Linked DNA regions of Homo sapiens: region 2 is linked to region 1. The links are chromatin loops, found by intact Hi-C in ENCODE. Cell type or tissue: dorsolateral prefrontal cortex. All regions are shown on one strand. Links, peaks and the distances in the headings refer to the core of each region. The heading gives the core; the rest is flanking DNA. Region 1 has its middle 74 kb from the start of PRLHR. Region 2 overlaps CACUL1 (CDK2 associated cullin domain 1).

Evidence for each region. A loop is a pair of places that touch in the nucleus more often than their neighbours do. Peaks named below come from ENCODE experiments on the same cell type or tissue, not always from the same donor. Only the 100,000 strongest peaks of a DNase experiment are listed, where the experiment ranks them.
Region 2: a loop joins it to region 1, with 2.3 times the contacts of the local background. A loop is called at or near these places in 6 of 110 quality-filtered maps.

Annotation. Positions count from the first base shown.
Region 1 is chr10:118,668,073-118,670,876 of GRCh38, reverse strand. No RefSeq gene overlaps it. Among named protein-coding and RNA genes, the nearest start is that of PRLHR, 74 kb to the right of the region's middle. In dorsolateral prefrontal cortex, for the core only: no CTCF peak of the experiment used is centred there; DNase peaks (open chromatin) are centred at 1,256, 1,670 and 2,418; H3K4me3 peaks cover 1,097 bases; H3K27ac peaks cover 2,276 bases.
Region 2 is chr10:118,719,657-118,722,460 of GRCh38, reverse strand. All of the region lies in intron 3 of CACUL1 (CDK2 associated cullin domain 1), which reads left to right. Among named protein-coding and RNA genes, the nearest start is that of CACUL1, 34 kb to the left of the region's middle. In dorsolateral prefrontal cortex, for the core only: CTCF peaks have their summits at 1,050 and 1,257 (motif pointing right); a DNase peak (open chromatin) is centred at 1,250.

The sequences.
Region 1 (2,804 bases), core at 59-2,558:
GCCCCGGTCCAAACCTTTTAATGGACTACAAAACACTGCTGGCCGCGTCTCTCCCCCAGCTGACCATTTGTAAATTGCTTTCGCCCTGATGCCTGATGGGGTGAAAAATGCATTTCCCATATCCAGACTGCAGCAGGTGGATTTCTGCCGCCACTGCAGCAGGAGCTCACAGGGCCAGCCTGGCAGCTTTGGCCCTGGCCCTCAGCCTGTGAGAGCACTGGTGGCCTTCTGGGAGTGGGTGGGCAGGTGACGGGCCCTGTTTGGGGACCCTTGCCCACACACCACAGGTTCTAATGGCTGGAATGGGCAGGGGCGAGGGTGGTCCTCTGATCACTGGTCACAGGATCTGCTGGAAGGGAGCCTCCGCTCCCACCCTGCTTCACTGGGTCCTGAGCAGGACACTGAATCTCAGGCCTCAGTTTTTGTTCTCTAAATGAGGCCCCTATTGAGCAGGTCCTTGCTTTGTGCCTGGCATCTTATTTCTCATGTCCCTGGGGTCTGTGCTGCTGCTCCCTCCATTCTCCATGCCAGGTTTGTTGCTGTGTCCTACTAGGGCTATCTGACTCCAGGGGGACATCGGGTACACTGGTGGCACTGCTAGGTGCCCACCCAGATTGAGGGTGGGTCTGCCTTTCCCAGTTCACTAACTCAAATGTTAATCTCCTTTGGCAACACCCCCACCCTGAGGACCCCTATTGTCCTCAGGGCCGTCCCCTCTGACACTGCCAGCAGCTGTTGGGACAGCACCATGGCATCTGCCTTCTTGGAGGGCTGCCGCCTCTCTGTCCCCTTCCTCTGAGTGAGACAGAGAGGAGTGAGAGCTGGATGCTGTCACATCATCTTTCCGGGGTTCAGCATGGGTGCTGGTTAGGAGCACAGGCCTCTAAAACTCTGTCTCTGCCTACAGAAGTCTCCATCCCCCACCCATAAGCTGGGGGTGCCCTCTACTAGAAATGGGTTAGCACTAACATTACAGACAATAATAGTAGCTATGATTATTTAGATGACTTTTCTCTTTAAAGGAAAACAGTTATCACTTAGTAAGTATTGAAAAAAACAGCAGTAATTATTATACTGTCTAGCCAAAGCCTGTTCAAGTTCCCTTTTAACTTTCTCTTCTTTGGGCTAAAATTAGATTTGTGTTTTCTTTTAACTCAATAAACAGTCACTGAGCAGCCTCCACGTATTAGATTAGACGATCTCCATGGTAATCCGGAGCGCCTGCATCTGATTAAATCTGTACCCAGGCCTCCGTCCAAGGCTGCGGTCCCTGAAAGGAAGTCCTTGTGGAAAAACAGTAGCTTTCAATTACCGAGTGTTTCTGTCGTCAGGCTTGCGCTAAGCACTTTATATACAAATTGGCATTTAATGACCAAAACAGTCCCATGGCGGGGCTTCTAATCCTGTTTTACAAATGGGATAAGTGGAGTTCAGAGAAATCCAGTAATTTATCCAGAGTCCCTCAGGTACCAGGGGACAGAGCTGGGTCCAACTCGGGTCTGACCCCGAGGCTGTGCCTTTTTCTCCCAGGCCACGCTGCAGACCCCAGGGAGTGGCACAGTGGGAATGAAACTCTGAGCCACTTCCGCAATTTAGCCTGTTAATAGGAAGCGAACATCTACCCCCAAATGCTGCTCAGACTGGCTCATTTGGCAGCTTCCTCTGATGAGCTGAAATGCTGCTGCTCTGCGGCCACCCTGGGAGTCTCATTCTGGTCTAATGGGCTCTGATGGGCAGTTAGAGATGTGATAGATAAAGCAGAGAATGAGTTAGCACCTAACCACGATGGGGGCAGGCAGCCTCTTCCTAAGCAAAGAGTCCGGTGGGACCGAGAGCTACGTGATGGAAGGGCTCTGTCCCCAACCTGGGAGGGGTTGGGATACTTAGGTCAGGGAGCAGAGTTGGAGCTAGAGTTCCACCCTCCTTCTTCCTCATCTGCTCAGAAACGGAGTGATGAGAACATAAATTCAGCCCCAAGGAGTCAAGAAGGACCTGAGAGGCAAACACTGAACAGCCAGTGCCATCTCATGCCCCACCCCACAGCTACCCCAAGAAGTAGGTACTCTGATTATTCTGTTTTCAGACGAGGAGTTAAGGCTCAGAGAGGTACCCGGAGTTACACAGCCAGTAGGTGGCAGAACCACGATGGCCAGACCCCAATCACAGCCCCACCTGAAACTAGACTCCAGCCTAGGAGCCTTGCTTTCTCCTGAAGACCCCACTGGACTGAGACCCCACCACCTGGAGTGCATCTACTGTGCTGGCTAAAAGAGCTGCTTGCTGGAAGCCCAGGTTCCCTGATGTCCGTCTTGCTGCAGAAGTCCAGAGCCTCATGTCAGCCGCCTCCCACAAATCCAGGTCTGGCCAGTGCCCCTTGCCCCCACTCTCAGCAACAACAGCGTTTCCTAGAGCTGTGCCCCAGGTCCTGATGTTCCCTGGCTGAGGGCCCTTGGCCAACAGACTGCGCTTCTGTTTTCTCCTTGGCAAGAAGAGGGCATCCCTGAACATCAGCGTGCTGAACTGTCACTAAGGGAGCTAGTCAGTAATGCAGCTTTTACCCTCCCCACCCCTCCCTACCTCCCTGAGATTCTGAGTCTGCAGGTCTGGAGCAGGGCCCAGAAACCTGCATTTCAGCCTCATGCTCCAGGTGACTTGGCTGTGCATGGTGGGCCCACCACACGTGGGGACAGGTGGGCTAGATTAGGTCTCAGGTTCTAATTTCTATATTGTATGAAAGTTGTCAATCAAAATGGAATCTCTTGTGTTGAAAACACAAGAGAGCCGGGGAAGTTCATGAAGGAAGT
Region 2 (2,804 bases), core at 228-2,727, 51 kb before region 1:
GATGGAGCTGGATGGTGTTATGGTTTCGTCACGTTACTCAGAAAGGCATGCAGTTTAAAATTTAAGAATTGTGGCTGGGTGCGGTGGCTCACACCTGTAATCCCAGCACTTTGGGAGGCTGAGGCGGGCAAGATCACCTGAGGTCGGGAGATCGAGACCAGCCTGACCAACATGGAGAAACCCCATCTCTACTAAAAAAAAAATACAAAATTAGCCGGGCATGGTGGCACATGCCTGTAGTCCCAGCTACTTAGGAGGCTGAGGCAGGAGAATCACTTGAACCTGGGAGGCGGAGGTTGCAGTGAGCCGAGATCGCACCATTGCACTCTAGCCTGGGTGACAAGAGCGAAACTCCGTCTCAAGAAAAAAAAAAAAAAAAAGTTTGTTTCTGGAGTTTTCTGTTTAATATTTTCAGACTGTGGTAACTTAAATCTCAGAAAGGGAAACTGGATAAGGTGGGGGACTACTATCATGGATAGATGGATATAAAATCTTTTAAAACTGTCTTAAATGACACTTCCTCATTTCATTTTTTCTATGTGTATTTCTGAATCCAGAATCCATTGAAACAATTGTGAGGCATTTTCTCCCCAAGTAATGTTGATACATTTATTGTATATGCTAATGTGTTATCTAAAAGAGAGTATATTTTCACCAAATAAAAATATTCTGACATTTTGATGTAGTAGTTTTATAGTCAGTGACCCATTAACAGTTCTTTTGTCAGTGCTTTGGAACTCACACTGTACGTTAGCCCCAGTAAACAGTGTTGACACAGAGATTTGGTTCCTAGGTCAGGACAGTAACATTCAAGTGGGAAGATTAGCGCCGATATTACTAACCTGCATTCAGGGTCCTGTTGAGGAGAGACCACAGAGACAAAGGTGCTGGGAAATGTTGCAATTTTTATCTCAAATAAGGCTGAATTTACAGTAGTTTTAAGTATTTCACTTTTAATTAAAAGGAAGTTAACTGATTACATTTAAACCATTTTAATAAAATTAGAGTGATGTTGATGTCTAACTGTATCTTGGTTTTAAGCAAAATAAGTAAGTTGACTGTCAAATTAATAATGGAAATTAATAGAAACTAAACCATAATCAGCCAACAGTACTTAACTTTGATTCACTATTTATAAACTCCAATTTGCATATAAAATCTTTACTGCCAGATTGCCAATAAACTGAGCTAGTCCCTTGGTAGTTAAAATCAGAGCAAGGATTGCGTTGCTATTTATTTTTTGTCCAGTGGGTGGCAGCATAACTCAACTGGTTATCTTGTGTACGGTCATTTGAAATTTTTTATGTGTTTTAAAGGTTTTAATTTCTAAATCTCTTGTACTACAAAGTGTATTCTAAGAAAACTTTCCTCCAAATACTCTGTTTATTTCTTGCTAAAGTGAATAAGATTTTAGATAATAAGAAAATTGCTTGATATCCTTTCTTCATAGGTTTCAAATAAAATAAATATTGCAACTGGTAAATAGCCCTTTACATGTGTGTTCTACTGAAAATGTTTCTAAGTTATGTGGAGATCTATTTTTTTCCTCTCTACTAGAACTTAAAGCAGTTGTCATGGCAAACCCAGGAATTTGCCAGGGAGACACCCTAACCCTCGATCATTCAATAGGCTCTCATTCAGACCATGATTCTAATAAGTTTACTATCTTCCTTTGAAAGAAAGGATTTTGTTTGTATTTTCATGTGCCTTCATAGGACTTAACATAATACCAGGCCCAAAAATAGAGATCCAGTAAAAAGTACTTGGTATAAGTTGATTACAAAAACATATGCTGGCTTTACCACTGACATTACCAGAGGCATGTGTTTGTTCCAGGTAAAACATCATCCAGAACTTGGAAAATGAGCAGGAGAGTAAAATCACATAAATAATAGCTGTTTGCATTTGTACAGAGTACATTTGCATGGTGTACAGAGTACAATTATGAATTGTATTCTTTTTAAGATATACTTTCTTTGAGACCAAACTGTGTAATTTAAGTTAGAAAAGAAAAGGAAAAAGGTTTCCTTTCCAAAATAATAGCAAATAGGTGTAAGTAGTGTAAGTAAGTTACTGTTTGCTAAGTGTTACATAGAGATAAAGTATGTGGGGAAGTGAGAAGTCAGCCTAGGGTATCTGGCTTCTTTGGATATTTCTCCATTTAGTAATCCTTGAACCTTTTATAGCACCTAGCCAGTTACTTTAAAAGCTAGTATTAGATTACAGATTATTTCATGTAGATAAGCTAAATGAACCCAGGAACACAGAAGCCAGGTTTAATTCAGTTTATTAAGTCCAAATAGTATTTGGAAAATTAAGGAAGTCTTATTTTAGAAATAAATCAAGAAAAAAATTTCATATAATAATAGCTTAAGAAGTAAAAGATCTAAGTGAAAAGAGAAATATCTTCTATCTAAGACTCAATTGACTTTATTGTAGTTTTCAATTGAAAACCATGCTTACAGTTTATATGAGAAGTGTCTAATATGTATATTATAGCTCTTAAATAGCTCCTGAAGATCAGTTACCTTCTATATCACTATTTTTTGGATATTATTCTAATATGGAAATAATATCTGCATAGCAAGAATGAGAATGGAATGTCAGATATGTTTGTCTATTTGGAAAGAAATTCCTTTTTTTTTTTTTGAGACGGAATTTAGCTCTTGTTGCCCAGGCTGGAGTGCAATGGTGCCATCTCGGCTCACCGCAACCTCCGCCTCCAGGATTCAAGCGATTCTCCTGCCTTGGCCCCCTGAGTAGCTGGGATTACAGGCATGTGCCACCACACCCGGCTAATTTTA